Regions from separate parts of the Mus musculus genome. Here regions 2 and 3 are each linked to region 1. Evidence: chromatin loops called from intact Hi-C (ENCODE). Cell type or tissue: heart. All regions are shown on one strand.

Region 1 (2,500 bases):
CACAGACACACACAATAAATATATCAATCAATGAATATGAAAACATTTGTAAGTACAAGCAATACTGTCTAGGACAACCATACTAATACTGCGACCTTTAGTACAGTCCCTTATTTCGTGGTGACCCCCAAGCATAATACGTGACCCTGCAAAAGGCTCATTCAACCCTCAAAAGCATCTTGACCCACAGGTTGATGAAGCACTGGTCGAGGAGAGTAACAAAGGCTGAGAGGAAAGTGAAGAACATAGAATGGAAATGATAAAAAAGGAATATAGGTTCATATGTTTGATGTCCATTGCATAGATGTATGTAAACGCCCTTATGAGAACAGTAGTACCATGGAAATGGATATAGGCAATGATACTGTTTAGGAGAAAATATATAGACCTATTTAAGGTACTAACTTTAAAAAATAATAATGTACACTGTTTGCCTTTTGTTTGCTCGTTTGTCTGTTATTGATTTTAACTGTTGTCATTCATTGCTATTGCTGGAAGCTACACCTGAATATTTGCCTCTTCCGTGTCTGGATATGAATTTGTTTGAACAAAAAGAATCATTCCATGAAACATTTTGGGTTTTGTTTATTGAACTTCCACATAGTCCCTGAAAGCAAAATCACAAACAAATTGGGTTTGAGATTTCTGGTCTGGGTGATTGTACAAATGGAAATGCCACTTCAACTCTAAGAATAGAGATCTCTCTCCTTTAAGAGCGCTACTACCCATTCCAGAGAAGAAATTTGTTTTAAGACTTTTACAGAAAATCTTGTAAAGTACAGAATATCTCCAATTAATATATCCGTAGCAATAATCAACAAATTCAGTGAGCTACAATAACGAATGTACCAAAAGGCCATTTTTCTCCTTTATGTCACAGGAGTGCAAAACATTTCCCTTCATACCCCTGTATAGTTTTTGAGATATTTTAAATTTTTTACCTGGCCTGATCACATCATAGTGCTTCAAAAATGTGTATTTTGTAGCAGCGAAGCCAAACAAATATATCCGTATCTCACTACCACTCACATATTTGGTTGGATTTGGCTTCTTGTTATATGAGGTAGAAAAGGGACTTATAAATTATTGAATGCCTAACAAAATAACTGAACTTTGTGATTTTATAAAGCACAACATAAAAAATTCAAGTGGTCTGAAAGCTAAGCCTTTCATTTGAGTGGTAAAATGGGGAACAGTTTTAAAACAGAAAGCAAGTGAAATTTTTCATCCGTAAAGTCGAAGTCATTGATTAAAAGCGTGTGTGGTTAGAGTGCCACCTAGTGGCCAGGCACAGTAGCCCGCGGGCGCCCCAGTGGTCTTCACAAACTACTCCTCAACTCCACTTTTGTAGTAAATCTGTGAGATTTTTCCAGAGTAGAAACTGAAGGCTAAGAAAGTGAAAGTGCCCTGTTGGGAGAGATTCTTAGAAGACAACACTGAGAAAAAATAGACAGAAGCTGGAAACTGATAGCGATTTTAATTTCTCCACAAAGCTTAGTGTCCAAAGGGATGGGGGGGGGGGGGGGGCAGGTGTTAACCGCATGGTCCCTAAGGTTCACGGACCAAACTGCTCTCGGAGCATATTACAGTTGTGGAAAAAGTCGAGCATTCTCAACAATATGAGCAAGAAACTCTTCCTTATACTACTTCGCAGTACTGAGGATTCAAAACCAGGAACTGTGTCTTCCTTTTCAAAAAATTAAGAAATAGGAATATGTCCCTTATTTCTTAAGAGAAGAAAAAAATATCTATGATTCACCAAACCAGTGTCTAGAACCCCTGGAAATAGAATAGCCTCTTTGTTTTGCTTTGTTTTGTTTGGAGGTGGATGTATGTAGGGTTTTAAGTCAATTCCCTAAATTTAAAGAACTAATGCCCGAGCAGAATCTGCCTCCAGAACCTGAATTAAAGTTGAACAATCTCTGGACTCGGTGCCTCTGTGTGATGCGAGGCTCTCCCTCTGATGTGCTTTCCAGAATCACTGCCGTCAAATGCTAGAGAGGCATTTCTTAAAGTTAATCTCTCCCTTTGGCTCTCGTGAAAACATCCAAGTGTTTCTTTCCTGTGAGTCACCAGCACAGGGTAAGTATACCGCGGGCACTCGGTAATTGGGAGTTTGCTCTTCCTTTAGCTTCCTTTGTCTTAGCTCTCTCTAGAGGTGTTTTTCCCCCTCCCTCCTGTGACTAGCCAGAAGAAAACAAGCCTATGTTTGTTTACAGTTTTCTATGATGATTGATTCATTTAGAACAGGAAGAGCAGATTGTCCCCATGTTCATAGAAATCAAGGCGGACTTAAGCAGAATATGGCAGTGATGTAGCAAGCAACAAAATGCCCTGTGTGAGATTCCAGTTCTCTGATGGGTAACACAGATATGAAGATTAAACCCTCAGGGACGAGATTGTGACGTCTGTTATACGATGTCTTCTATAAGATACAACTCCTGCTTATACCTACATCCTGTTCCCCACTGGCGTCGAGTGCGGTTTTTTTTTGTTTGTT
Region 2 (2,500 bases), 1.7 Mb before region 1:
ATTGACAAATCATCTATCAAATGATTTGGCATATTATCTAAATTAGGTAATCTGATAAATTATCTAAAGGATAGTTTTTTTGTTTTAGTTTTGGATAAATATTTTAATTTTCAAGATAATATTAGTGGAAATTACAATAGTTCAAAAAAAATCTAGTTTTGTGGTGGCTGAATGTAAACACAATGTTTCCAATAAAAGTAATAAGCCTTAATCTGTTACCTAGCAGAGAATATTAAAAAATAGATGTCCCTACGAAATCTTTGTTTAAAATATATATATACATACACACACACACACACACACACATACACACACACACACACACACACACACACACACACACACACACACACATACACACATTCTGCCAAACCCAGTGCTGTAATCCCCTTTGGCATGTAAAGAAAAATAACATAAATAAGATGCACTTTATGACTAATGTTTAGAACGTTTAAAGAAAAGCTTTGGAAGTGCCATAGTTAGCTGGCTTTAGTTATCAACTTGACACAAAGCTACCTTGAAAGAAGTCACCTCAGCCAAAGAACGGTCTTCATCAGATTGGCTTGTGGGCACGCTTATAAGGTATTTTCTTCATTGCTAATTCATGTAGGAGTGTCCAGCCCACTGTGTGTGGTGACGTTCCTAGGTTTAACAGGGATGTTAAGGAAGTCAGCTGAGCAATGCAGAGAGGAATTCAGCAAGCAGCACACCTCCAAGGATTCCTCCTCAGTTCCTGTCTCCAGAACACCTTGAGCTCCTGCTACAACTTTCCTCAGAGGCAATGGACTGTAAGCTATACGCTGTAACAATCTCCTTTCCCTGCAAGTTGGTTTTGGTCAGTATTTTATCACAGTAGTAAGAAACCTGATCTTGGGTTCAGACTCCATCTTAGAGAACCTGACCTAAGGTTGATCTCACGTTAACTAGTAAGTCAGCCCCTGATAACAGTTTCCAGGTTACTCCCCAACAAGATAATGCCTGGCACCAGTTTCCAGGTTACAAGCCTGCCCCTGTTCAAGCCTACTTTGAATGTAATGGACACATTCAACGACCTCATGGGTCTGTGTGATTCAGAGGGAATGCAGACAGTTCATACACTTAATCCCTTTGCATGGAATACAGACTTACCCTTAGTACACACCTCTAAATCCAAACAATGAAGGTCAAAGTAATTTGTAGAAGGAAACAGCCATGCTTAAAAGTGATATCTAATTGAGGGGCAGACAAAGGGATGAATCAGGGAAAGATATGATAGAATGAGTCAGAGATGGAATATGCCCAGCTCACATGAGAACAGAAAGGAAAGAGAGGCAACTTAAGAGAGCAGTGCATGTACACATACACACACACACACACACACACACACACACACACACACACACACAGAGAGAGAGAGAGAGAGAGAGAGAGAGAGAGAGAGAGAGAGAGAGAGAGAATTGAGACGATTTTTAGGTTGGAGAGAGAACATTCTAGACACAGGTAAAGACATAATGAGCTAGAGAATGAGAAGGAGTCAGAAGATTAGAACAGGTTTCCAGAGTTAGTATGAGGTCAAACAAAGCAATTCAGTGAGAAGCCAAGAGAAACCTGATTCAATCAGTCAGCTTGGAGAGGAGTTATGGCCAGAACAGCTGAGTTGAACCAGCAGCCAGAGTTCAGAAAGAACCAGAAAGGGTGATCTTATTCAGCAGTAAACCTCCAAGATGACACTTACATCTGACTACTAAAAGTTACTTTTATGAAAACACACTCAATTTGAAACCCCATTATGTAAAGGAGCTAACATTTCAGCACATGCCACATAGGTGTATGAATCATTGCTCAAAGTAGGGTCTCAGTTTTAGACTTAATTTATTAGGATTGTTCTCTTGTGTATCATTAAATATTCAGTGTAAATTCTCAGTGATTCTGAAATATCTCCCATGAGTCCATGTATTGAAGGTTTGTTTTCAGAATGGTGATTTTGAGAGGTGGTAGTAAGAATTAGAGTTAAAGAATACAGGAAATAATAGGTCATTTTTGATGTGTCCTGGAAATGAACTATGGAATGCTGGTGTCTTCCACTTTACAGACATGGGATGAGTGCCCTGCTCTGCTGCCTAGTTATGTCTCCTTTATATTCCCAAAGCAAGAGGCCAATGAGCCATGCACCAGAACCTCCAATGTGAGACAAAGTAGATCTTTTGTCTTTTAAAGTTCATTTATGTCTGATATTTGTCCCAGTAATATATTAATACGTTCATCAAGTGTTCCGTTTCTGTTACTTACTCCTCGAGGCCTTGTATTAAAAGAGAATTGAGAATTACTAGACATTTTAGGAGTTATACTTCAATACTAAAACAGCTTGATTTCTCATATGATCTAAGCTAATAGCACCACATAAAACTTTGAGAAATTTGTAAGCCCCCCAATTATAAGCACAACACTCAACAAATGAAGGCAAAACAGCCACAGTTATAAGATAATACCCTTGTTCTCTAGATAATAAGTTTGTGATCCT
Region 3 (2,500 bases), 1.7 Mb before region 1:
GGACTAAATGTACATTTTTGATTGTGCTATGACAAGGTAGCCCCCATAGACTCATGTGTTTGAACAAGTCTATGGGGGCGAGCAAGTGGAATGTGATGGTTTGTATATGCGTGGCCCAGGGAGTGGCACTATTTGGAGGTGTGGCCTTGTTGGAGTAGGTGTGTCACTGTGAGTGTGGGCTTTAAGAACCTCATCCTAACTGCCGGAAAGCCAGTATTCTGCTAACAGCCTTCAGATAAAGATGTAGAACTCTCAGCTTCTCCTGCACCATGCCTGCCTGAATGCTATCATGTTTGCATCTTGATCATAATAGAATGAACCTCTGAACCTATAAGCTAGCACCAATTAAATGTTGTCCTTAAAAGAGTTGCCTTGTTTATGGTGTCTGTTCACAGCAGTAAATCCGTAATACAATTACCTTACCTTCCTTGAGTGTCTCACCCCTAATTGGCATGTTTATTTGGACTATTTAATATTATTGTACATGTTAAGGAGAGGATTCTTTATTCAAAGTAGATGCTATAATTAATTATTCTTAAAATGGTTTTATTTATATTTTGTAGTTTGTTATCTCTGCATATCTCCACAGAAGCTTGCATAATAATTAATATTTTTCTTTTATTGGAAATAATTGCAGAGGAGACAGTATATCTCTCATCAGCAAATGAAACTTTAGTACTGGGAATAGAATTGACAAATGTGTTGTATTTTACTTTCAATTTAGTATATATTTGTTCACATAATATTATTGTATAAGTCTGGGTTCTTTTTCTTTACTATTGTCTAGCAAAAAAAAAATGGTAAAAAAGGAAATGCAATTATTGACTTCATATTTTTGCTTTTTCTTTGTAAGCATATTTTTTCAATTATGGAATGTTGGTCAAATAAACTACTAATAAATGCAGTGATAAAGTTACAATAAACATTCAATTTGAAATAGCAAGGAAAAGAAAAATATTGGGACATTCATACTGCTGGTTGTGGAGTTCAACACTAGATGGTGCACTAAATCTAAGAATTTGCAACACAGTCATTCAGATTTGTAGAAGTAGAGTCATATTGTTTTGAATCAGCTTTTAATTTATTGAAACATTTATTTTGAAAGGTAGCTATTTCTCATTATACACTTCCATTACTTTTACTCTGATACAGTAATGGTCTGATTTATACAATGGCACACACTAAAACAAACATCGAAAGGATCATCAGTTCTCACATGTTTCATATATACACATTACTAATCAGCCAACATCTGTCACCTCCTCAGAATGGTCACTATTAATACGCAGTAAACACTTCTGTTTGTTATGAAATCCCATTCACAAGAAGATACAACAATAGTTCTCCACTGTAAACACTAGCTAGCTGAAGTCATCTATTTACAAAAGTAGATTAATTAAAATTAATCACTCCTCTACATGACGGATTTAAATGGGAGGTAGTTGTAATTAGTTGGACCCTTTTTTTTTTCCTTCTACAAATTTGTATATAACCCCCTGTTTTCTTGGGGTAAACTAAGAATTATAAAATATTCTCTGAAAAAAGATGTTGGCTATCTTTTGTCATGCATGCATGTAAGCAACAAGTTTTAACTAAATTATATGTCATCAGTGACATTGACAGAATCCCGAGAGTGTAAGGTGTGTTTGCAGAAATAAAAATTAGATGAGTCATATGTCCTACCAGAATCTTTTCTCTGCATCTATGATGTTTCTTTGTTTTAAAATAAGGCAGACTACTAATGTACTGTGTTCATATTGCAGTACTTCAAGGGAAGAATTTTTGTATTGTTAAAACACTTTGTTAAAACACCAATTAAGATAGAACATGAGCACACTCATTTCATGGTTTTAGAAGGTTCACAGAACACAGTTGGGCTTATTATTTTGAAAAGTTTGGGTGAACAGAGGGTCATAGTTTCTGTGCTATAGAAAACAGTTTATAAACTTCAGATTGAATTTTTATTTTGTAAAATGTAATCCAAACAACAGGCAAGAAACATTATAAGAACATGTCTCAAACACTGCCCACCCCTCATACATGGAGACAAGCAAGGAGAAAGTAATTCTTATATGATGCAGGGATGATGCCCATCTACACAATCCTTTGATTTACCTTATAGTGGTCCAAATTATGTTAAGAATAACCTTGGTGGTGAAGACACAGTCACTTGTTACAAAACCTACAGAAATATGGGAACAGGCTAAATTCAGCTGAAATAAGTCCCCAAACTGCTCCGTGATTGCCTTCCCGTTATAAAAACTGACTCACGTAATGGCTGCACATTGGGCATCATTGTTTGTCAGTCTGGTACAATGATGACAGGAAATAAGTGAAAGCCTTCACAGAGCCATAGATGAAAATAGAAACAATTGGTTTTCTGTCAGAGACAGGATATCACACTGTAGCTCTGCCTAGCTTCAAATTCATGGTGATCCTCCTGCCTCAACCTCACACGCATAGCGACTAACCATTATTCTTGGCTTTTTAAATTGTTATG

The links. A loop is a pair of places that touch in the nucleus more often than their neighbours do. Peaks named below come from ENCODE experiments on the same cell type or tissue, not always from the same donor. Only the 100,000 strongest peaks of a DNase experiment are listed, where the experiment ranks them.
Region 2: it touches region 1 in a loop (14-fold over the local background); 12 of 42 quality-filtered maps call a loop at or near these places.
Region 3: it touches region 1 in a loop (7-fold over the local background); 9 of 42 quality-filtered maps call a loop at or near these places.

What each region holds. Positions count from the first base shown.
Region 1 is chr10:100,741,038-100,743,537 of GRCm38, reverse strand. It overlaps Gm35722 (predicted gene, 35722), which reads left to right and starts at 1,903. Exons shown (of 3, transcript NR_152765.1): 1 at 1,903-2,082. In heart, a CTCF peak has its summit at 1,279 (motif pointing left); no DNase peak of the experiment used is centred here.
Region 2 is chr10:102,441,856-102,444,355 of GRCm38, reverse strand. No RefSeq gene overlaps it. Among named protein-coding and RNA genes, the nearest start is that of Nts, 47 kb to the left of the region's middle. In heart, no CTCF peak of the experiment used is centred here; no DNase peak of the experiment used is centred here.
Region 3 is chr10:102,416,574-102,419,073 of GRCm38, reverse strand. No RefSeq gene overlaps it. Among named protein-coding and RNA genes, the nearest start is that of Mgat4c, 43 kb to the right of the region's middle. In heart, a CTCF peak has its summit at 954; no DNase peak of the experiment used is centred here.